2 separate regions of the Homo sapiens genome follow, and region 1 is linked to region 2. A link is a loop called in an ENCODE intact Hi-C map of the cell type or tissue named here. Cell type or tissue: gastrocnemius medialis. All regions are shown on one strand. Links, peaks and the distances in the headings refer to the core of each region. The heading gives the core; the rest is flanking DNA.

Evidence for each region. A loop is a pair of places that touch in the nucleus more often than their neighbours do. Peaks named below come from ENCODE experiments on the same cell type or tissue, not always from the same donor. Only the 100,000 strongest peaks of a DNase experiment are listed, where the experiment ranks them.
Region 1: a loop joins it to region 2, with 7 times the contacts of the local background. A loop is called at or near these places in 3 of 110 quality-filtered maps.

Annotation. Positions count from the first base shown.
Region 1 is chr2:61,432,277-61,444,636 of GRCh38, reverse strand. The region is part of intron 1 of USP34 (ubiquitin specific peptidase 34); the gene reads left to right. Among named protein-coding and RNA genes, the nearest start is that of SNORA70B, 21 kb to the right of the region's middle. In gastrocnemius medialis, for the core only: no CTCF peak of the experiment used is centred there; DNase peaks (open chromatin) are centred at 5,256, 8,396 and 10,136; H3K4me3 peaks cover 1,050 bases; H3K27ac peaks cover 7,885 bases.
Region 2 is chr2:61,698,811-61,711,170 of GRCh38, reverse strand. It overlaps the pseudogene LOC647077. Among named protein-coding and RNA genes, the nearest start is that of FAM161A, 150 kb to the left of the region's middle. In gastrocnemius medialis, for the core only: no CTCF peak of the experiment used is centred there; DNase peaks (open chromatin) are centred at 2,920, 5,350 and 5,740; H3K27ac peaks cover 8,000 bases.

The sequences.
Region 1 (12,360 bases), core at 2,168-10,167, 270 kb after region 2:
TCTTTGTTTTTGTCTTCAGTAGTTAACTATGACAAGTCCGCATCTGATTTTGTATTTATTGGGATTCATAGTGCTTCTTGAATGTGAGTTTTTTAAAAATTTATTTTAGAAGTACTTAGCCATTATTTTTTCAAATGTAGTCACTGCCTCAGTCTGTCTTTCATCACCTTTTGATCTTCCTTCTCTCTTTTGCTTTCTTCTATATTTTTATCCTTTTGGCTTTTGTGTCTTCATACTGCAGTCTGGATATTTTCTTTGACCCATCTTCCTTTTTCGATTTCTCAGTCTTGTTTAATCTGTATTAAAGCCATCTATCAATTTTAATTTCTGTTATTGTATATTTTAATTCTTAGGCTTTTGAGTTTTTTCTTTTTAATAGATTTTATTTTTGGGACAGGGTTTTGCTCTGTCACCCAGGCTGGAGTGCAGTGGCAGAATCTTGTCACCTTGACCTTCTGGGCCCAAGTGATCCTCCCACCTCAGCCTCCTGAGTAGCTGGGACTACAGGCATGCATGCCCCACCATACCTACAATTTTATTTATTTATATTTTTAGCAATGAAGTCTCCGTATGTTGCCCATGCTGAAGCAGTCCTGCTTTCGCCTCCCAGAGTGCTAGGGTTACAGGCATGAGCCACCTTGCCTGGTCAGCATTATTTTTTTACAGCAGTTTTTAGTTCACACCAAAATTGAGCATAAGGTGCAGATATTTCCGGTATGCCACCTGACTCCCCACACACGAAGCCTCCTCCATTATCAACATCTGACACCAGAGTGAGTGGTACATTTGTTACACTTGGTGAATCTACGTTAACATATCATTATGACTCAAAGTCCATAGTCCACATTAGGGTTCACTGTTGGGGTTTGACAAATGTGTAATAACATATCCACCAGTACAGTGTCGTACAAAGTAGTTTCACTACCCTAAAATCCTGTGTGCCCTACCCATTCATTCCTTCCTCCCCACTAATCACTGGCAACTGCTGATCTTTTTACTGTCTCCATAGTTCTGCCTTTCCTACTACATCACATAGTTGAAATCATACAGTATGTTGCCAGTTAAGATTGGTTTCTTTCATTTAGTAATAGGAATTTAAATGTTCTTTATGTATTTTCATGTCTTGATAGTTTTTTTTTTTTTAACACATCTGCTGGCAGGAAGATAGCTTTTTAAAAAATTTATTTTAATTGACGTAATAATTGTACGTGTTTATGGGATATGTAGTGATTTTTTTATGCAAAATTTCATCATATAGTGATGTGTTGATACATATATAGTGATCAGATCAGGGTAATTAGTGTATTCATCTCAAACATTTATCCCTTTTTTGCATTGGGAACCTTCTGTGGCCTCTTTGTAGCTATTTGAATCTATATAATGTATTATTGTTAACTGTAGTCATTTCACAGTTATGTAGAACACTGGAACTTATTCCTCCTATCTAGCTGTAATTTTTATCCTTTCACAAATCTCTCCCTATTCTTCCCTTTCCCCTGTCCTTTCCACCTTCTTGTATCCTCTGTTCTACTTTTTACTTACATGAGATGAACCTTTTTTTAGCTTCCACATGAGTAAGAACTTATGGTGTTTAACTTTCTGCTCCTGGCTTATTTCACATAAGATAATGTCCTCCAGTTCCATGTATGTTGCTGCAAATGACAGGATTTCATTATTTTTAATGGATGTATAATATTCCTCTGTGTGTGTGTGTGTGTGTGTGTGTGTGTGTGTGTGTACACACATCACATTTTGTTTATCCATTCATCTATCGTTGAACACGTAGGTTGATTTTGTATCTTGGCTACTGTGAATAGTGCTGTAATCGTGGGAATGCAGACGTCTCTGATACAGTGTTTTCCTTTCCTTTGGATAAATGCCTAGCAGTGGGATTGCTGGATTATATGGTAGTCGTGTTTGTAGTTTTTTGAGGAGCTTTGATACTGTTCTCTATAGTGGCTGTGCTAGTTTACGTTCCCACTAACACTGTATAAGAGTTCCCTTTTCTGTGCATCCTTGCCAGCATTTGTTATTTTTTGTGTTTTTGATAATAGCTATCCTAACTGGGGTAAGATACTTCATTGTGGTTTTGATTTGCATTTTCCTGATGGTTAGTGATGTTGAACATTTTTTTCACATATTTGTTGGCCATTTGTATATAATCTTTGAGAAATGTCTATTCACATTGTGTGTGCATTTTTAATTGGATTTTTTCTTTTTTTTTTTTTTTGCTGTTAAGATGTTTGAGTTCCTTGTAAATTCTTGATGTTAATCCCCTCAGATGAGTAATTTGCGTATAGTTTGTCTCATTCTGTAGGTTGTCTTTTTTTACTCTGTTGATTTTTGCCTTTGCTATACAGAAGTTTTGTAGTTTGACATAATTCCATTTGTTGTTTGTTGCCTGTGCTTTTGAAGTCTTTATTCATAAAATCTTTTCCCAGACCGATGTCCTGAAGCATTTCCCCTGTTTTGTTCTAGTAGTCTTATAGTTTTGTTAGTTCTTTGAGCCATTTTGAGTTGATTGTTTATGTAGAGGAGTGAGGGTATAGTTTCATTGTTGTGCCTATGGATGTCCAGTTTTCCTAGCACCATTCATTGGAGAGACTGTCCTTTCCCCAGTGAACATTCTTGGCACCTTTGTCAAAAATCAGTTGACTGTAGATACGTGTATTAACTTCTGGGCACTCTGTTCTGTTCCGTTGGTTTATGTATCTGTTCTTATGTCAGTACCATGCTGTTTTGGTTACTACAGCTTTCAATATATATTTTTAGGTCTTTTCTTTTTTCTTCCTTTTTTTTTTTTCTTTTCTTTTCTTTTTTCTTTTTTTTTTTTTGTAATGCAGTCTCTCTCTCTGTTGCCCAGGCTGTAGTTCAGTGGTACCATCACAGCTCACTGCAGCCTTGACCTGAGCACAGTTGATTCTCCCACCTCACCCTCTCAAGTATCTGGGACTACAGGCATGCATCAAGATGCCTGGTTAATTTTTTTTTTTGGCACTTACGCATTTCTGTGCCTGTTGAGTGGTGGCAGGAGCAGCCCTAGGCTGGGCAGCCGAGTGGCCGAGCAGAAGTTACAGGGACACAGGGGCACCTCTAGCCCCAGAGAGGGAGACTGGGGCTTTGGGAGCTGTGTGGCCCTGGGCTCCAGAGGAGGCCTCCTGACATCTCTTCCCCCAACCAGCTCTAGTCTCTCTGCAGCCACCTTTTCAGGAAGGGCAGGGACTCCATAAAGCTCCAAAATTTACTGCCTTTCTCATTACAGGGGCTGGGAGGTGGGGCGCAGAAAGTATAAGAGGTTTAACCTGCCTGGGTGACTTTAATTCCAAAGGGCAGAGCCTGGGTGTGGTGGGACCCATGTGTGGTCCCAGTGCTTTGGGAGGCCGAGGCAGGAGGATCACTTGAGCCTAGGAGTTTGAGGCTACAGTGAGCTATGATCGCAAGTACACTCTAGCCTGGGCCACAGAGCAAGACTCTGAGTCCAAAAAAAAAAAAAAATTTTTTTTTTTTTTTGAGGCGGCTCTCACTCAGTTGTCCAGGCTGGAGTGCAGTGGCGCGATCTCAGCTCACTGCAAGCTCCGCCTCCCAGTTTCATGCCATTCTCCTGCCTCAGCCTCCCGAGTAGCTGGGACTACAGGCACCTGCCATCACGCCCAGCTAATTTTTTTGTATTTTTAGTAGAGACGGGGTTTCACCGTGTTAGCCAGGATGGTCTCGATCTCCTGACCTCATGATCCACCCGTCTCGGCCTCCCATAGTGCTGAGATTACAGGCGTGAGCCACTGCACCCGAAATTTTTTTTTTTTTTAAATTAAAAAAGTAGGCCGGGTGTGGTGCCTTACGCCTGTAATCCCAGCACTTTGGGAGGCCAAGGCAGGCGGATTGCCTGAGGTCAGGAGTTTGAGACCAGCCTGGCCAACATGGCGAAACCCCATCTCTACTAAAAATACAAAAAGTAGCCGGGTATGGTGGTGGGCGCCTTTAATCCCAGCTACTTGGTAGGCTGAGGCAGGAGAATGGCTTGAACCCAGGAGGAGGAGGTTGCAGTGAGCGGAGATTGTGCCACTGCATTCCAGCCTGGACGAGAAGAGCAAAACTCCATCTCAAAAAAAAAAAAAAAATTTAAAAAGGGCAACTTTTTCAAGAAGAATGGAGGGGAAAAGGCATGAAGAGAAATTCCCTCTGCAGCAGAGCAAGTTCCTTCCATGGAGGAACAGGAAGCCGCAATCACTGTTTGCAGCTGGGCACAGCTGCCATGACATTTCATACAGCAGCCATTGACCTGCTTCCTCCTGATGTCCTGTCTGGGCACATCCTCCAGCAGGACCACCAGGGAGGCAGGGATGGCAGCCCTTGCAACTTCCCTTTGACCTCAGGGAATTTGAGAAATTGAGGTGTGGGATGGCAGAGTGGTGGTGTTTGGAGGCCAGGAGGAAGAGGCTGATGTCCGCAACCCCACAGGACTCAAGCAGCCCACCCTGATGCCCTAGATGAGTGCTCGGGAGGGACGGCCATGCTGCTGGCTTTCTGTGTAGCACTCAGGCAGGTGCCTCAGTGAGCCCTCAGAACCGGGGAGGAGAAGGTTGCAAAGCAACAGCCTGATGCCCAGGGCCTTGCAGCTTGTCTTGGGGAGCTCACACTGCCCCTCCTGTGGTCCCTGCACTAGGCTAGGATGCCCCTGTCCTCCCACATCCTCCGCTCCCTGTACCCTGTTGGCCCAGCAGCAGTCCCTGTCCTAATGGCACAGTGCAGCCATCCACAGAATCCACACCCAGACACCTCTCTGGGCCACACATCATGAGGTCTCCACCCAGCTGTGTGTGACCCACATAGTGACAGGGTATGGCTGAGCAGGTCTCCAGGCCCACCCTTTGCCCACAGCCTCCTGCCTCCCTGCGGTGAGACACAGGCAAGGGTCACAGGTCAGCAAGTCTGTTCTCTTAGAAACATGCCAAGGTCAGGTGTGGGCCACTTGTGCTCCACGGGGGCTGCCATGCTGCCTTCTTGGAGCACACAGGAGTCCCCGTCAGATATCCTAACCTGAGTACCCACAGCTGCTTGTGGTGAGGGCTGACTGTGGGTGCTCACTGACTGCCTGCTCAGCACACAGCTGGATGGTGCTGGGCACTGGGCCTTCCAAGAAATGGAAACGGCCCCTTCCCTCCCAGTGCTCACATACAGCAGGGGAGACAGGATGGCCGGACAGAATGGTGCCAAGTGTGAGTGCTGCAAGCAGATCCTCGTGGAGGGAGCCAGGGCCAGGCTGGAGGGGTGACATCAGAGCTGTGCACATACCTGAGTGTTCTTGCCAGCACAGGGCATGAGGGTCAAGTGGCTCTACACAGCTGAGGCACAGCAGGAGGAGGGGGCACATAACCTGGCTAATTTTTTGTAGAGACACGGTTTTGCCCTGTTACCCAGGCTGGTTTCGAACTGCTGAGCTCAAGTAATCGTCCCAACTCAGCCTCCCAAAGTGTTGGGATTACAGGCGTGAGCCACCATGCCCAGCTGTTTTTAGGTCTTTCACTTCCTTTGTTAAATTTATTCCTGTTAGACTTTTTTCCTAGCTATTGTAAATGAAATTGCCTTCTTGATTTCTTTTCAGGTAGTGTATTGTTTGTATATGGAAACATCACTGATTTTTTTTAAATAGTGATTTTGTATCCTGCAACTTTACTGAATTTTTTAGCTCTGAGGTGTGTGTTTTTAGTGGAGCATAGGTTTTACTATATATAAGGTCATGTCATCTGCAGCTGCAAACACAGGGACAGTTTGACTTCTTCATTTCCAATTTGGATGCCCAGAACTACTTTGTCTTGTTCTGGCTAGGACTTGCAGTAGTATGTTGGGTAAGAGCAGTGAGAGTGAGATCCTTGTCCAGGTACAGTTACTGGAGGAAAAGCTTTTATCTTTCTCTTGTTGAGTAAGATGATAGCTGTGGGTTTGTCATATATGGCCTTTATTATGTTGGTGTACTTTCCTTTTATACCTAATTTATTGAGAGTGTTTTTTTTTTGTTTTTGTTTTTGTTTTGTTTTTGAGATGGAGTCTCACTCTTGTCGCCCAGGCTGGAGTGCAGTGGCGTGATCTTGGTTCACTGCAACCTCTGCCTCCCAGGTTCAAGCAGTTCTCCTGCCTCAGCCTCCCGAGTAGCTAGGATTACAGCTTGTGGCTAATTTTTGTAGTTTTGGTAGAAACGGGGTTTCACCATGTTGGCCAGGCTGGTCTCGAACTCCTGACCTCAAGTGATCCGCCTGCCTTGGCCTCCCAAAGTGCTGGGATTACAGGCGTTGAGCCACCACGCCTGGCCTAGAGTTTTTTTTTTAATCACGAATGGATGTTGAATTTTATCAAATGCTTTTTCCGATTCTATTGAGATGATCCTATGGTTTTTGTCCTTCATTCTATTGCTAAGATGTATGACATCCATTGATTTGCGTATGTTAAATTATCCTTGTATTCCTGGGTTGAATCCCAGTTCATCATGGTTATTACATTTTGATGTGTTGTTGGATTTGGTTTGCCAGAATTCTGTTCAGAATTTTTGTGTCTATGTTTATCAAGGACACTGGCATGTAGTTTTCTTTTTTGTTTGTTTTTCCTTTTCTGGTTTTGGTATCAGGGTTATACTGGCCTTGTAGAGTGAGTTCAGAAGAATTAACTTTGCTTCAATTTTTTGGAATACCTTGAGAAGAATTGGTATTCATTCTTCTGTAAATATTTGGTAGATTTCAGCAGTGAACCCATCAGTCCTGCACTTTCCTTGGGAGACTTTTTGTTACTGATTCAATCTCATTACTTGTTTTTGGTCTGTTCAGGTTTTTTATTTATTTATTTATTTATTTATTTATTTATTTATTTATTTTTGAGACGGAGTCTCGCTCTGTTGCCCAGGCTGGAGTGCAGTGGTACAATCTGGGCTCACTGCAAGCTCCGCCTCCCGTGTTCAAGCCATTCTCCTGCCTCAGCCTCCCGACTAGCTGGGACTGCAGGTGCCTGCCACCATGCCTGGCTAATTTTTTGTATTTTTATTAGAGACGGGGTTTCACCATATTGGCCAGGCTGGTCTTGAACTCCTGACCTCGTGATCTGCCTACCTCAGCCTGCCAAAGTGCTGGGATTACAGGCATGAGCCACCGTGCCTGGCAGGTTTTTTATTTCTTATTGGTTCAATCTTAGTAGATTGTATGTGTTCAGGAATTTGTTCATTTCCTCTAGGTTTTTAAATTTATTGCTGCGTAGTTGGTCAGCAGTCTCTAATGATCCTTTGTACTTCTGTGGTATCCGTTATGATGTCTCCTTTTTTGTTTCTGATTTCTTTTATTTGGGTCTTGTCTCTTTTTTCCTTAGTCTAGCTAAAGGTTTGTTGATTTTGTTTATCTTTTCAAATGACCAGCTTTTTTCTGATCTTTGATCTCCTGTAATTTGTTTTAGTCTCAATTTTGTTTATTTCAGCTCTGATCTTTATTGATCTTCGTTGTCTAATTTTGGTTTTGTTCTTTTTGGTTCCTTGAGATGCATCATTGGTTGTTTGAAATCTTTCCAGTTTCTTGGCATAGGCATTTATTACTATAAACTTCCCTCTTAGCAGTGCACCGCTTTTGCTGTATCCCACAGGCTTTGACGTGTTGTATTTGCATTTTCATTTGTTTCAAGACATTATTTTATTTCCATCTTAATACCTTCATTGACCCAGTGGTCATTCAGGAGCATGTTGTTTAATTTCCATGTATTGGTATAGTTTCCAGCATTTCTCTTGTATTGATTTCTATTTTTATTCCATTGTGGTCTGAGAAGATAGCTGACATGATTTTTTCAGTTATTTTAAAATTTGGTTGAGACTTGTTTTATGTCCTAAAATATGGTCAATTCTGGAGAATGTTTCATGTGCTGCTATAAAAATGTGTATTCTGCTGCTATTAGGTGAAATGTTCTGTAAATAGCTGTTGGTTTTATTTGGTCTATGATGCAGTTGAAAACTATGTTTCTTTGTTATATTCTGTCTAGATGATCTGTCCAGTGCTGTTGAAGTCCCCAACTATTATTATGTTGAGGTCTGTCTCTCCCGTTAGATCTAATTATGTTGTATATCTGGGTCCTCTGGTGTTGGTTGCGTGTGTATTTACAATTCTTATATCCCCTTACTGAATTGATGCCTTTATTATATAGTGTCCTTCTTTGTCTCCTTTTACAACTTTTGGCTTGAAGTCTGTTTTGTCTGATATATGTAAAGCTACCCCAGCTCACTTTTGGTTTCTGTTTACATGGAATGTCTTTTCCCGTCCTTTCACTTTTAGTCTATGTGTGTCTTTATTTTGTTGGGACAGAGTTGTGCTCTGTTGCACAGGCTGGCACAATCTTGACTCACTGCAACCTCTTCCTCCCAGGTTCAAGCGATTCTTTTGCCTCAAATTCCCAAGTAGCTGAGATTACAGCATGAGCCACTGTGCCCAGCCAATTTTTTTGTATTTTTAGTACAGACATGGTTTTGTCATGTTGGCCAGGCTCTGTGGGTGACTTTAAAGATGAAGTTAGTATCTTGTTGACAGCATATTGTTGAATTTTTTTGTTGTTGTTCAGTCTATAACTTCTATTTTTTATATATATTTTTTGAGATGGTGTCTCACTTTGTCACCCAAGCTGGAGTGCAATGGGGTGATCTTGGTTTACTGCAGCCTCCGCCTCCCAGGTTCAAGCGATTCTCCTGCCTAAGCCTCCTGAGTAGCTGGGATTACAGGCGCACTCCACCATGCCCGGCTCATTTTTGTATTTTAGTAGAGATGAGGTTTTACTATATTGGCCAGGCTGGTCTCGAACTCCTGACCTCAAGTGATCTGCCCGTCGTGGCCTCCCAAAGTGCTGGGATTACAGGCATGAGCCACTGCGCATGGCCAGTGTATAACTTTTAAATGGGGGAATTTAAATCATTTGTGCTCAAGGTATTATTGATAGGTGAGGACTTACTCCTGCCATTTTATTGATTGTTTTTTAGTTACTACATTATATATCCTTTGTTCCTTGCTTGCTCTTCCATATATGAAATTCTTGAGCATTTCTTATAAGGCAATCTACTGATGAGTATTTCCTCAGTTTTTCTTTGTTTGTGAAGGTTTATTTCTCCTGCGTTTCTGCAGGACAGCTTTGCTGGGTATAATCTTGATAAGCTGTTTTTTTGTTTTTTTTTTAGTACTTTAACTCTGTTAATCCCATTCACTCCTTGCCTGTAAGGATTCTGCTGAGAAATCTGTTAGTCTGGTGGAGATACTTTTATTTGTGACTTGATGCTTTTCTTTTGCTGCTTTTAGAGTTCTTTTTTTTTTTTTTTTTTTTTTGAAACAAGGTCTCACTCTGTTGCCCAGGCTAGATAGAATACAGTGGCGCAATTAAAGCTTATTGCAGCCTTGACTTCCTGGACTCAGGTGATTCTCCCACCTCAGCCTCTGAGTAGCTGGGACTATAAGCATTCACCACCATGTCCAGCTAATTTTTATATTTTTTTGTAGAGATGGGGTCTCACCACGTTGCCCAGGCTGGTTTTGAATTCCTGGCCTTAAGCAATCCACCTGCCTTGGCCTCCCAAAGTGCTGAGATTATAGGTGTGAGGTGCTGTGCTTGGCCTCTTTGTTGAATTTCTCATTAAAATCATGAATTATTTTCCTTATTTCATTAAAGTTCTTACCTGTATTCCCTTGTACCTCCTGAGTTTCCTTAAGATCGTTATTTTGAGTTCTTTTTCTGGCATTTTATATATTTCTTTATGATTGGGGTCTATTACAGGAGAATTATACTGTTTGCCTTTGAAGATGTCATGTTTCTTTTTTCTCTGTTGATTTCTCTACATTGTTTCTACACATTGTTGGAACCCCCCCCCTTTCAATTTTATGGAGTAAATTTTATAGGGAAAGACTTAATTTATATAAGTGGATCTTAGATCAGTGGAGTGTGTTGGCCTTGGTTCTGTGTGGACACAGTAATGTAGTTTCTTCATCTGTAATCTGTACTAGTGACATTTGAGAGTTTCTCAGCAGCCTAGGATGAGGAAGTGTGTGGTGCAGCTTTGCCAGGGGGGTTGGCTCATTGGGCTGTTTCTCAAGTCAGGGACACATGTATGCATATGGTGAGTTGGCCAACTTGGGGTCTGGCTTGCTGGGGTTGAAGCCACAGGACTGTTACTCTGGCCAGGAGCACAGGCATGTGGTTGCTCAATTGGCTTGGTGTTGTGCCTGGCAGGAGTGGCCCATGGTTTCTCAGGTCTAGGACACAGGTGCACAACTGCTCAGCCAGCCTAGATGTGTCTGTCAGGTGTTGCCCATTGGGCTGTTTCTTAGGACTGGGATGTGGGCTCTTGGCTGCCTGGCTGGCCTGGGGGGATGCCCATCAGGGACGACCTGTGGTAATGTTTCTGAGGCCCTTATTGGGGGCGCAGGGCTGTTCGGGAGGCCAGAAGCATGTCTACATGGGGCAGAGGTGCTAGGAGCCTTTTTCTTAGGCACTGAGTAAGGGTGCATGGCTGCTTCACTAACCTTGGGGTGTATCACATGCTCTTTGGCTTGCGGGCCTCCACTACTTTGGAGAGAGCTTATAGTGGCTTGGTTGGCTTATGGGCAGGTTTGTCCTGGATGGGACTGTCAGACTGTTCCTTTGGCTTGAAGTGTGGTCTGGTTGTGGGAGTTGGTTTTCCCTGCTGTGCGGGACCAAAGTTGCAGCTATAGTTGTGGCATTCATTCACCTGTGTGGCCTTGGTGTAATGAAGATGGAGCTGAAGTGCTGCAGAGGTGCAGTGGCTACTGGCCCCCAGAGGGTGCACTCCAGAGGTGGCTCTGGTTTCAAGATGGTGTTGCACTGCCACAGCTTGTTTCACTGGGGGTAGGTGGGGGTTGGGGAGCACATTCCTTGTGCTCCTAATTTGGGCAGTGCAGCTGTATGGATTTCCAGCAGTTGTCTAAATTGGGCTCAGGGCTTGCAAGGACTGTGGGATTCTCCTTTTTATTTTATTTATAGTTTTTGAGATGGAGTCTTACTCTGTTGCCCAGGCTGGAGTGCAGTGGCACGATCTTGGTTCACTGCAACCTCTGCCTCCTGGGTTCAAGTGATTCTCCTGCCTCAGCCTCCTCAGTAGTTGGGATTACAGGCACCCACCACCACGCCCGGCTAATTTTTATATTTTTAGTAGAGATGGGGTTTCACCTTCTTGGCCAGGGTGGTCTTGAACTCATGACCTCAAGTGATCCGCCTGCCTCAGCTCCTCAAAGTGCTGGGATTACAGGCATGAGCCACCGCACCTGGCCGATTCGCCACTTGTAAGGAGTGTAGGTGTTTGTGGTGGTAATGGGAGTGCTGGTGAGGGATCTTCTGCTTACTTTTTCCCTGCATCAGGAAGTCCCTGCTGACTGCAGGCAAATCCCATCTGGGTGAGGGGAGATGGGGCTGCAGAGGCTGGATGCTTCCATACTGCCTTCCTGGACTTTGTCACCAACAGGTGTGTCTCCATTCCCCAACTGCACTCAGATGGTCTCTCTGACACACCTGTCAGATCTTAGCTGTTTATTTGTTAACCTTTGTCCTTTCTTGTGTGTAGGATGAATGCTAGGTGTCTTTAGTCAGTCTCCCTGATTCTTTTTTTAATATTCTTCATAACTTTGCTGGAATTCTTCAGCTTATCTAATATCTTGAATGTATTACCTATTGTAACTAATATCTTAATCTTCTGTTTTATTGTTCTCTTATTTTCACCCTTGTTTCTGGCTATGTGGTATGTGGTCTTGGTTTTTGGTTCTCTGGTCATTGTAGAAAGTTTTAGATATCTAGAGTCATGTGCAGAAATGGGAAAGTTTATGGGCAGTGAACACTTATGTACCCATCACCCAGTCAACATTTACCAACTCATGGGTAGTTTTTTTTTTCACCTTACCTTATCCATTGTCTCTCTCCCACCCACTGGATTAGCTTGAAGTAAATCCAGGTGTTATATATTATCTGTATATATTTAAATATATTAAAATAACCATTTAGCATTTAAAAATTTTAAAGATGGGGTCTTGCTGTGTTGCCCAGGCTGGCCTAGAACTCTTGAGCTCAAACAGTCCTCTCACCTCAGCCTCCTGAATAGTTGGAACTAGAGACACACACCACTGTGTCCAGCTTTGTTTGTTTACGTATTTATGAGACAGGGTCTCACTCTGTCACCCAGGCTGGAGTGCAGTGGCATGCTCCTGGTTCACTGCAGCCTTGACCTCCTGGGGCTCAAGCTGTCTGCCCACCTCAGCTTCCTGAGTAGCTAAGACTGTAGGTACGGGATATTATGCCCAGCTAATTTTTGTCTTTTTTTTGTAGAGATGGGGTTTTGCCATGTTATCCAGGCTG
Region 2 (12,360 bases), core at 1,788-9,787:
AACAGAACAAGACTCCATCTCAAAAACAAACAAACAAACAAACAAACAACAACAAAAAAGAATATATTTCAAGGAAGAAGAGAAAAAAATGGTAGCCATAAGGAGATGTGAATTTAGGGAGGCTTTTTAAAGGCTTCTCTCCCCATTATACCAAAAAAAGAAAGAACTTCCTTCTTGCCAAACGCTGCCGACATGATGTTCAAGCACTTCCTGGAGGTTTGCCAGGTGGCCTATGTCTCCTTTGGACCTTATGCTGGAAAGCTGGTCGCAGTTGTAGATGTTACTGATGAAAACAGGGCTCTGGCTGATGGACTTTGCACTCAGGTAATGGGACAGGCCGTGTCTTTCAAATGCATGCAGCTCACTGACTTCATCCTCAAGTTCCCACATAGCACCCACCAAAGGTATGTCCAACAAGCCTGGCAGCAGGTAGACCTCAATGCAAAATGGGCAGCCACACTAAGCCAAGAAGATTGAAGCCAAAGAGAGGAAAGCCAAGATGACAGATTTTGATTGTTTTAAAGCCATGAAGGCAAAGAAAATGAGGAAAAGAATAATTAAGAATGAAGTTAGAGGCTCACGCCTGTAATCCCAGCACTTTGGGAGTCCAAGGCAGGCAGATCACCTGAGGTCAGGAGTTTGAGACCAACCTGGCCAACATGGTGAAACCCTGTCTCTACTAAAAATACAAAAATTTGCTGGGCGTGGTGGCGCGTGCCTGTAATCCCAGCTACTTGGGAGACTGAGGCAGGAGAATCACTTGAACCCAGGAGGCAGAGGTTGCAGTGAGCCGAGATTGTGCCATTGCACTTCAGCCTGGGCGACAAGAGCGAGACTCTGTCTCAAAAAACAAACAAACAAAAAATGAGTTTAGGAAGCTTCGAAAGGCAGCTCTCCTGAAAGCTTCTACCAGAAAAGCACCTGCTGCTAAAGTCCCAGCAAAAAAGATGATCACTGCGGGCAAGAAGGCTCCAGCCCGGAAGATTCCTGCCCAGAAAGCCACAGGCCAGAAGGCAGCACTTCTTCAGAAAGCTCAGAAGGGTCAAAAAGTGTTGGCCCAGGGAGCACCTTCTCCAAAAGTGTCTGGCAAGGAAGCATAAGAGGCTACTACTAAAGTAATAAAGGCTCTTTTTGACATGTTAAAAAACAGGGAAAAAACGCTTTAAAAATTTCATCAAAGAAATACACGCAAATGGTTCAAAAAAGCAACAGTCCCGAGCCACCCTGAAGAGGCAAGCACTTTGAACTGCTTCTGTGTTGTAGTAACCTCCAGATCACTAATTCACCTCCTGGCCTAACTATTTCTTGATTTATCCGCCTTAGACATTCTCTATTAACTTCCTGATATGCTGGATGAGAATTTAGTTCACTTACACTCCTCTCGTTCCCCTCTCCTCCAAAGTGGTTGCATCACCATTCTCAATCTCTCCACTGGCCCTCTTTGCAACCTACTTAAGCTCCCTTCTTCGTTCTATTAATCATGGATAGTGTCTCTTGACTCCCTACTTCTACGATAAGGACATTAGTAGTCTATTCTTCCTCTCAAGAGGGAAGGTTTGTTTTGGTATGGTTTGGTTTGGTTTATTTTGTTCTAAAATGTGGAGATTCTTAAATAGGCCTCATGGGAAGGAATCAATGGCAGTAAATAATTGAAGATAGATGACAAAACAGTTGTTGGCATGAGATCCCCGAAGAGGCATAAGAGGACGAGGTAGAGCCCAGTGTGTGACATCTCCACAGCAGCACTACAATTTCCAGCACACATCTAGGAGTCTTCTGGGACCTACGGAACTCCTTTGTATCCTGGATCCAATCAGCTGTACAATTTCATAGATTTGCTTCTTCAATTTATCTCTTTCTATTCCCTTCTCTCCTGCTCGTGGCTTTAGCTCAGGCTTTCATTGTTTCTGACTTGGACAACAGGCTTCTTTTTTTTTTTTTTTTAAGTGAAGGCAAGTTTATTAGGAAAGTAAAGGAATAAAAGAATGGCTACTCCATAGGCAGAGCAGCTGACAAAAGACTTCTTTTTTTTTTTTTTTTTTTTTTTTTGAGACGGAGTCTTCCTCCAGCCCAGGCTGGAATGCAATGGCATGATCTTGGCTCACTGCAACCTTTGCCTTCTGGGTTCAAGTGATTCTCCTGCCTCAGCCTCCCAAGTAGCTGGGATTACAGACGCCCGCCACCTCAACCACAGACGCCTGCCACCTCACCCCGCTAATTTTTGTATTTTTAGTAGAGACGGGGTTCCACCATGTTGGCCAGGATGGTCTTGAACTCCTGACCTCAGGTGATCCGCCCGCCTTGGCCTCCCAAAGTGCTGGGATTACAGGTGTGAGCCATCATGCCCAGCCAATAAAAGACTTCTAACTGATCTCTTTCTCTACCCATTCTTCCCTCTCAAGTCTCTTACACTGATGCTGGGTTAATCTCTTACAGCAGAACTCTCATCATCCTACTCCCTTGTTCAACCTCCGCAGGCTGGCTTTCGAGGCCTTCCATAATGAGGTCCCAGCCCAGCATGGGATAATAAAGGTTCAATCTGGGAAGAGTGAGGCAGACGTCAGGGGCAAATGGAGAGTGTTCTTCACGCATAAACGCAGTTCCTCAGGCGCACCTGTTTTAACAAGAGCTTCGGGGCCAAAGGAGGTAGTGAAAAGGCATCCAAATGTGTCTACTGCAAAGTCAAATAGCCATAGCATGGGCTCTGGTTCAGAAATTCTCCTAATATTTCCTTTGGAAACTTACAAAGAAGAAATACAAAAAGCCAATAAACATATTTAAAAGTTCAACATCACTGATCTAGAAAGGCAGCCATGAGTGTGTCCCATTTTGTAAAGGGCTTCCTCTGCATCTGCTCTTAAATCAGTCACTAGACATCTTAGCTGGCAGCTGCCTTCCCCTCCTTCTCTGATCTGAGTCATTTGGGAACTAGATATGCCTGGCTTAGCGCACTAACTGTGGAGAGCATGTGAGGTATGTACCTCTGTGTCACAGAAACTCTAACACCGAGCAAGATTATTTTTAGAGGTGACCTTCTAGGTTCCACGGAAAAGTAAACAGACAGATGCACATGATTTCCTCTGAGAGACTCACAGTAAACAAACCAGCACACATGCACTCGCTATTATCCTGCGTCAGGTGAAAAGCTTTATTGAAAGCTGGAAATCAACCAGGATGAAGAGGGGGTAACTGAGTGAAAGATCACAGCATCCAGCTACTCAATCAGAAAGCTGCAGGTGGAACAACTTTTCCATTCTAAATTCTTGGAAAACATGTTGTTTTCAATAAATTTTCAATAGTTCCCCATGAAAATATTTGTAAAATGTATTACTTAATTTCTTGCCTTTCATTTTGTATTATTCTTTTTGTTGTTACGTTTGTTATTTTTCTTGTGTAATGTGTTTATTACTTTTAAATGAACATTTAACAAAACAGAAAAGTCTCCATAATCCTGCCCCTTGTTAATAGTTTGTTGGCCACCGGGGTGGCTCACACCTGTCATCCCAGTACTTTGAGAGGCTGAGGCAGAGGGATTGTTTGAGTCCAGGGGTTCGAGACCAGCCTGGGCAACATGGTAAAACCCCATCTCTACTAAAAATGCAAAAATTAGCCAGGCATGATAGCATTCACCTGTAATCCCAGCTACTCAGGAGACTCAGATGGGAGGATTGCTTGAGCCCAGGAGGTAAGAGGTTGCAGTGAGCTAAGATCGTACCACTGCACTCCAGCCTGGGCAACAAAGCCAGACCCTTTCTCAAAAAAAAAAAAGAAAAAGAAAAAGAAAAAAAATTATTGTATATGTCTCCAGATATTGTATACAAATACTCATATCTATATATCAACAAAATAAAAGATACAGTCTTACAACTTTCTTTTGTCATGTAGCAGTATATGTTGGGCAGCTTTTCATATTGGTATATATAGGTCTCACTCTATGTTGGATGTTTAGGTCATTTCCAGTGTTTCACTCTTACAAATAACGCAGAAGTAAGCATCTTTGAAAGATATCTTTGGGCACTTGCAATTGTCCAGCAAAAACTTGGACAACTTCTGGGAGTAAGAATTCTGGATCAAAATATTTACATATTTTAAAAGTTTTAATGTAGTTACTGCCAAATTGCTTTCCACCTGTCTCCCGAGACATATAAGAATAAATTTATTTCCCATGAAGACTTAGCACCTGACACAGTGCCTGGCACACAAGAGCTGTTTATTAATTGCTGTTTAGGTTAAATCATCATAAATATTCGTTATTGTTCTGGTTATGAAAACGATGCCTCTGACATGATTGAAATGCTTACCCTGTCTGCCTCACTCCTAATTGTCCCAGACATTGGAGGTATTTAAGTGCTGGTAAAGCACTGGAGTAGTAGTCATGGTAGTAGCAAATATAATTTTTAAGAAATAGGACAAAGGCCAGACTCAGTGGCTCAGGCCTATAATCCCAACATTGTGAGAGAACCAGGCGGGAGGATCACTTGAGCCCAGGAGTTCGAGACTAGCCTGGGCAACATGGCAAGATCCTGTCTCTACAAAAAATTTTAAAAATTAGCCAGGCATTTTAAAAATGGGACCTGCAGTCCCATCTACCCAGGATGCTGAGGTGGGAGGATCGTCACCTGAGCCCAGGAGGTTGAGGCTGCAGTGAGCCATGATCGCACCGCTGCACTCCATCCTGGGCAGCAGAATGAGACCCTGTCTCAAAAAAAACAAAAAGTACATATCACAATACTCCTGATTGACTCCTTGCTGGCAAGCTATTTGTTGTCACCTAAAATCATAGAATTCTACAGTAAACAGGAGCCTAGACATTAAATTATTTAAATGTTTCTTTTTTTATATGAATAAGTAAAAGCCCAGAGAGGTAGTGGTTGGTCAAAGGTTTGAGAATTTTACTTAAAGCACCTCTTCTTTCCCACCTTCCTTTTTTTGACTTAAATGCACAGGTTTAGTATATGTTTATTGCACTTGACTATATCATATAAATGAGGCACATTATTAACTAGAATATGTTTCCTCAAGTCTTTTTAGGTCTGTCAGTTTATCTGCCTAGAGCTTCCCTTCTTGGCTTCCTAATTTTCTACTGCAAGTCAGCCAAGGATTGAAAATCAGATTACCAAGCTTATTAGAACTATAAGTCAAGCATGAAACTATTAGAACTACATGTGAAGAGGTGGAATCACTGTGTGGTCTAAGGTTTTCCTACGTGTGAAACACAGGATCTCAATACCTTTCTGTCAGCTGTTTTGGCTACTCAGGACAGCTCATGTGTGTGTGTGCAGGCACAGCCAAGGCTTTAGCAGTGTTGCCATGTTCTGGATTGTAGGGTGGATGCACCTGACAGCAATAATTTAACTTAAGCATACCCTGAATGGCAGATGCACCTGGCAGCAGCAATAACTTAAGAAATGAGTGTTGCCGGCTGGGTGCAATGGCTCACGCCTGTAATCCTGGCACTTTGGGAGGCCGAGGTGGGTGGATCACTTGAGGTCAAAAGTTCAAGACCAGCCTAACCAATATGGTGAAACCGCAGCTCTACTAAAAGTACAAAAATTAGCCGGGTGTGGTGGCAGGTGCCTGTAATCCCAGCTACTTGGGAGGCTAAGGCAGGAGAATCGCTTGAACCCAGGAAGCAGAGGTTGTAGTGAGCTGAGATCATGACACTGCACGCCGGCCTAGGCAACAGAGCGAGACTCCATCTCCAAAAAAAAAAAGGAAAGAAAGAAATGAGGTTTGCCATGTGAGGTTTGCCGGGGGGGATCCTGCTGAGTGAGGGTGCTACATACACTGCATGCCTTTTGCAAGTGGTTGCAGTTCTTCTGTCCAGCCGGCCACCACTGGACTGTCCCTGTATGTAAGTTCCCCCAAACAAAACCCTATGTCTTGTTTGCTGGCTCTGGGTCTCTTCTTCAGCCCCTTGAACCTGGTGTGATCCTGGTTAAAGTTAATAGGGATCTAGCATAGCATAGATAGATATTATGTATTATATAGAGTGAAATCTTAGAAGGTATTCAAAACCCTTTAGATTTCAAAACTTCCCAAATTCTAAGAAAACAAGTAGCTAAAGAGTTTGTCTTCAAATGCTGTTAGCTTTTGGCCAAGGTCTAAAGTACGGTGAAATAAGAATGCTTTCTCCATCCCTTTGCAGAGATATAATGCCAACTTTGGTTTCATTATTAGAAATTTCAGAAATAGGGTCCACAACAGACAGAATAATGACTGTTTGAAGATGTTCATGTTCTAATTCCTGAAATCTGTGAATATGTTACCTTACATGGCAAAAGGGAGTTTGCAGATGGGAAAGTTAAAGATCTTGAGATGGGGAAATGACCCTGGATCTTCCAGGTGGGACCAATGTAATAACAAGCGTTCTTATAAGAGAAAGAGGGAGGCAGGAGAGTCAGAGTCTGGGGAGATGTGACAACAAAAGCAGGGGTCAGGGTGGAGAAGAATGCCAGAGGAAGAGACCCTGAGCCAAGGAATGCAGGCAGCCTCTGGAACCTGGGAAATGCAAGGAAATGGATTCACCCCCAGAGCCTCTTGAAAGGCATGCAGCCCTCTACTGACAACCTGATCTTAGCTTAGCAAGACAGCTTTGGGTTTCTGACTCCAGAACGGTAAGATGATATGTCTGTGTTGTGTTTAAGTCACTAAGTTTCTGGTAATTTGTTCTAGCAGCGACAGGAAACTAACACAGTGTTTTACCATAAAGCAGTTCAAATCTGCATTTTGACTGAAGGACAACTGTTCTTTTGCATATTAATCAGGGCAAATATCTCTTAAATGTAAGTGGCAATTTAGGCCAACATATTTAAACAGTATCCAGTGAGAATTTACTAGAATCCCCTGGTTTTATTTTTTTTTTCCAAAGAATTGCTGCTTACATATCTGGTAAGTGTAAATTACCTGTAGAAATACAAAGCAGTGCTTTTTTTTTTTTTTTAGCGACAGGGTTTCACTATGTTGCCTAGGCTGCTCTTGAACTCCTGGCCTCAAGCAATCCTCCTCCCTAAGCCTCCCAAGTAGCTGGGATGACAGGCATGACACCATACCCAGCAGTGCTTATTATTTTGAAGAACATGATCATGATTATTAATATCTGCACCCCAAAAGTAATAATAAATAAAATTGGCTGTGCGCAGTGGCTCACGCCTGTAATCCCAGCACTTTGGGAGACCGAGGCAGGTGGATCACCTGAGGTCAGGAGTTCAAGACCAGCCTGACCAACATGGTGAAACCCTGTCTCTACTAAAAATACAAAAATTGGCATGGTGGTGGGCACCTGTAGTCCCAACTACTCAAGAGGGTGAGACAGGAGAATTGCTTGAACCCAGGAGGCGGAGGTTGCAGTGAGCCAAGATCATGCCACTGTACTCCAGCCTGGGTGACACAGCGAGACTCCCTCTTAAAAAAAACAAATGAAATAAAATGTATATAACTTATTTTTATCATGTTTCACATTTTAATATACATTATGCCAAAAAACTATTAAATATGATTTTTATCATTTCAATTATGATGAGCTTTATGACAAACTATCTCCATTTATTTATTTATAGCCTGTCACCCAGGCTGGAGTGCCATGGTGCAATCATAGCTCACAGCTTCCAACTCCTTGGCTTAAGCAATCCTCTGGCATCAGCCTACCAAGTAGCTAAAACTACAGGTGTGCACCACCACACCCAGCTAATTTTTTGTAGAGATGGCATCTCACTTTGTGCTCCAGGCTTGTCTTGAGACAAACCATCTCAGGAGAGCAGAAAAATATTAAGCAACTAGCAAATTCACATAATTCTGTGCCTTAGTTGAAGCTGGAAATGCTTTGATAAACTATTTTTTTTCAGGATGCTCCACCTAACTGAACATAGCAGAAGCCTCATAACTTGCATGGACTTGGGTGTAAAGCATTCTGGGGCCTCAGGCAGGAACAGGACTAGAGTGAGGTGAGAAAAGCACAAAATTTAAGGTGACACCCAAAATTTTAGTAATCAAGATAAATGTTTCTTTTTTTTTTTTTTTTTTTTTGGAGACAGAGTCATGTTCTGTCACCTAGGGTGGGGTGCAGTGGCACAATCTCAGCTCACTGCAGCCTCCGCCTCCTGGGCTCAGGCAATCCTCCCACCTCAGCCTCCTGAGTAGCTGGTCTACAGGCTCACACCACCACACCCAGCTAATTTTTGTATTTTTTGTACAGATGTGGTCTTGCCATGTTGTCCAGGCTGGTCTTGAACCAAGTGATCCTCCCATCTTAGCCTCCTAAAGTGCTGAGCTTACAGGCGTGAGCCACTGATCCCGGCCAAGATCAATGGTATGTTAATGTAATATTTTGAAAAATCAAATCAACAAACTATGGCCTATGGGCCAGCTGCCTGATTTTATTGTAAATAAAGTTTTATCAGCAATTCTAAGTGGGACAGGAGAGGAGAAATAGGGGCTAAGAAAACTGAAGTTAGCTACAGTATCACCTAAAAGACAACAAAGAAAACAAATGCACATGCTGAAAAATGCATAGTAATAGGCCAGAAAGCAGCAGGAAAAGAGAACAATGACCAAAACAACCTAGGAAAACATATCTGTCACAAATATGTCAAAAGGGTAATATTCTTAATGTGTACATAGTTAACAGTCAATAAGAAAAATAGTATTACACAACTATAAAACAGAGCTAAGAACAAATAGATAAAACGAAAAACAAATTGGCAATAAAGGCACCAAAAATGTCCAACCTCATTAGTAAATAATACTTGTAAATAAAATAGAGGTGACTTTCAACTATCAAATTAATTTGCTTTTAAAAGATAGTGCAGGCAGACAAATCTCAAGGAAAGTATAAACGGTATAACTTTTTGGAGGGAAATTTGGCAATCTGTATTAAGAGCCCAAAATGTTTTGTACTTTTAGACACACTAATATCATCTCTGGGAATCCATTCTGAGAAAATATTGCACAATGTTGTGAAGGAGTTCCATACAAAGTTGTTCCCCAAAGCATTAAACCTTCATTTATTAATTAAATATTTATTGATTTCTTATTTACTAGAAAAAAACCTATTTACTTTGGAGACCGAAATGAACTCAGTTATGAAAACATCTGTCTCTGACAAGCTGCAAGTCAAGACATTAATTTTCCCTATGGTTCTGTTATGCAGTTTCCTTTTAACATTCATAATGATTGGTTTTGAATGTTTGATCAAAGGATAGTAAATAGATTAGACTCATTTGCTGAAAGTCCTACCATTCCTTGAAAGAAATGGAATTTGACATATGTTTCCAATTGAGTTTAACTTAATTACAAACTCACAGGGGAAATATGTATTCATACACTCTAGGCAGAAATGTACAATGGTAAAACTGTATTAGAAGGCTTTTTAGTATCTATTAAATTTAAAAATATTCCTTCCCTTTGACCTACTAATTCTACTTCTAGGAATACATTCTATGAGAACACTCACATAAGTATAAAAAAATACATGCACAAAGATGTTCATTGAAGTACCGTTTGTAATTTTAGGCCAGCTGCGGTGGCTCAAGCCTGTAATCCCAGCACTTTGAGGCGGGCGTATCACTGGAGGTCAGGAGTTTGAGAACAGCCTGGCAAACGTGGTGAAACCCTGTCCTACTAAAAATAAAAAAAATTAGCTAGGTGTGGTGGCACATGCCTGTAATCCCAGCTACTTGAGAGGCTGAGGCAGGAGAATCTCTTGAACCCAGGAGATGGAAGTTGCAGTGAGCTGAGATTGTGCCACTACACTCCAGCCTAGGCAATAGAATGAGACTGTTTCAAAAAAAAGATACTATTTATAATTTAAAAAAATTAGAGACAATTCAATTTTCCAATATAGGGGCTGGATAAATAAATTATGGTACTTCTATTCAACAGAATAGTATTAATATTAACAATTAGCCAGCTGGGCATGGTGGCTCACACCTGTAATTCCTGCACTTTGGGAGGCCAAGGCGGGTGGATCACTGAGGTCAGGAGTTCAAGACCAGCCTGGCCAACATGATGAAACCACGTGTCTACCAAAAATACAAAAAATTAGCCAGGCGTGGTGGCGGGCGCCTGTAAACCCAGCTACTCAGAGACTCACTGAAGCCCGGGAGGCGGAGGTTGCAGTGAGCTGAGATCATGCCACTGCCCTCCATCCTGGGTGACAAGAGCGAAACTCCGTCTCAAAATAAATAAATAATAATAATTAGCCACTGTGAGTGCTGGTAAGTTGTCCAAAAACAAAACTTTGATTTGTAGTGTTTGACAATTTTCAGGGTACATGTTCTCTCACCACAGCCCTATTTATTTACTTAAGAGACCATGTCTCACTATGCCCAGGTTGTTTCAAGTGATCCTCCCACTTCAGCCTCCCAAAGTGTTGAGATTACAGGCATGAGCCATCATGCCTGGTGCCATGGTCCATTTTGAGCTACCAAGGTAAGATGATGTTACTTAACTTGAAGTTGTAAAGAGATGTGCGTATTTGGCGCTCTCAAGCCTGTACAAGAAGGTCCCGGCATACCGCTGACTCAGCAGAAAGATAGTAGGGAGGAAGGAAGGAGAAAAAAAATGAGACAGTTCTAATTATACTGACATAAAAAGATGTCCAAGATGTATGTTTAATTGAAAAAAAAAAGTTACAAAGTATTAGCATATGGTTTTATAAATATTTTTATTTTTCTTAATTTATATATTTTTTGAGACAGTGTCTTACTCTGCCACCTGGGCTACAGTGCAGTGGGACAATCACAGCTTACTGTAGCCTCGACCTACCAGGCTCAAGCAATCCTCCCACCTCAGCCTCCCAAGTGTCTAGGACTACAGGCTCACACCGCCATGCCCAGCTATTTTTTTTTGCAGAAACTGGAATCTCGCTATATGTCACAGGCTGTTCTCAAACTCCTAGGCTCAAGCGATCCTCCTGCCTTGGCTTCCCAAAGTGCTAGGATTACAGGTGTGAGCCACCATGCCTAGCCATATATTTGTTAATATTTGAATTTGTATAATCCATGTGTTATTACTGTAATCAGAAAAATAAATACAGTATTTAAAAATAAAATCTACAGCCAAAGGCCTTAAACTGTGAACAAGAGGACCATTTTTAAAAAGCACAAATAGTGCTTTCTTACACTCTGTTGCTGGCAGTATAAATTGGAGCAATCTGGCCAGGCGCGCAGTGGCTCACACCTGTAATCCCAGCACTTTGGGACACTGAGGCAGGCGGATCACCTGAGGTCAGGAGTTCAAGACCAGCCTGCCCAACATGGTGAAACCCTGTCTCTACTAAAAATACAAAAAGTAGCCAGGCATGGTGGCAGGTGCCTGTAATCCCAGCTACTAGGGAGGCTGAGACAGGAGAATTGCTTGAACCCGGGAGGCGAAGGTTGCAGTGAGCCAGAATCATTCCATTTCACTCCAGCCTGAGCAACAAAAGTGAAACTCCATCTCAAAAAAAAGAAAAGAAAAAAAGTGGAGCAATCTTTCTGGAGAGTAATTTGTAGTATGAACCTAAGCTCTAAAAATGTATTTATCTGTTGACCCAGTGATTCCACTTCTGGGGATTTATCCTGGAAAAATGATTAAGGATGCAAGCAAAAATTCAGCTACAGGAATATTCTTTGTGTTTTCTGTCAAATAATCTAAATGTTCAATAATAAGGAACATTATTAAATGTTCCTTTTAAAAAAGGAAAAAATTGTTGTAGATTCATATAAAGTATTCTGCAGCTATTAACAATATAGAAGTCTACTCATGTAAAAAGTGCTTACTTGTTTTAAAATGTATAAAAATAAAAACAGATTACAGGTCAGGCATGGTGGCTCACCCCTGTAATCCTAACATTTCAGGAGGCCTAGGTGGGCAGATCACTTGAGGTCAGGATTTCGAGACCAGCCTGGCCAACATGTTGAAACCCATCTCTACCAAAAATACATAAAATTAGCCGGGCGTGGTGGCACACGCCTATAGTCCCAGCTACTAGGGAGGCTAAGGCAGGAGAATTGTTTTAACCCAGGAGGCGGAGGTTGCAGTGATCTGAGATTATGCCACTGCACTCCAGCCTGAGTGACAGAGCAAGACCCTGTCTCAAAAAACAAATAATAAAAGCAGATCACAAAACCATACATACGGTATATTCTCCACTTTTATAAATCTAAAGCTACAGATCTTATGACTTCACTAAGTCCCTGGCTCACATTCAGTTACATGATTTGAGAGGGGAATGAGGCTAGATGTAAACTGTGACTTTTCCCAAACAATTTAGTAACTTGGGTTGTATGATATTCACTGCCTGGAATGCCCTTCTCTGCCCTGTATGAGGAATTCTATTCAGGCTCTTCATCACCTCTTTATTTATTATTTATTATGCTC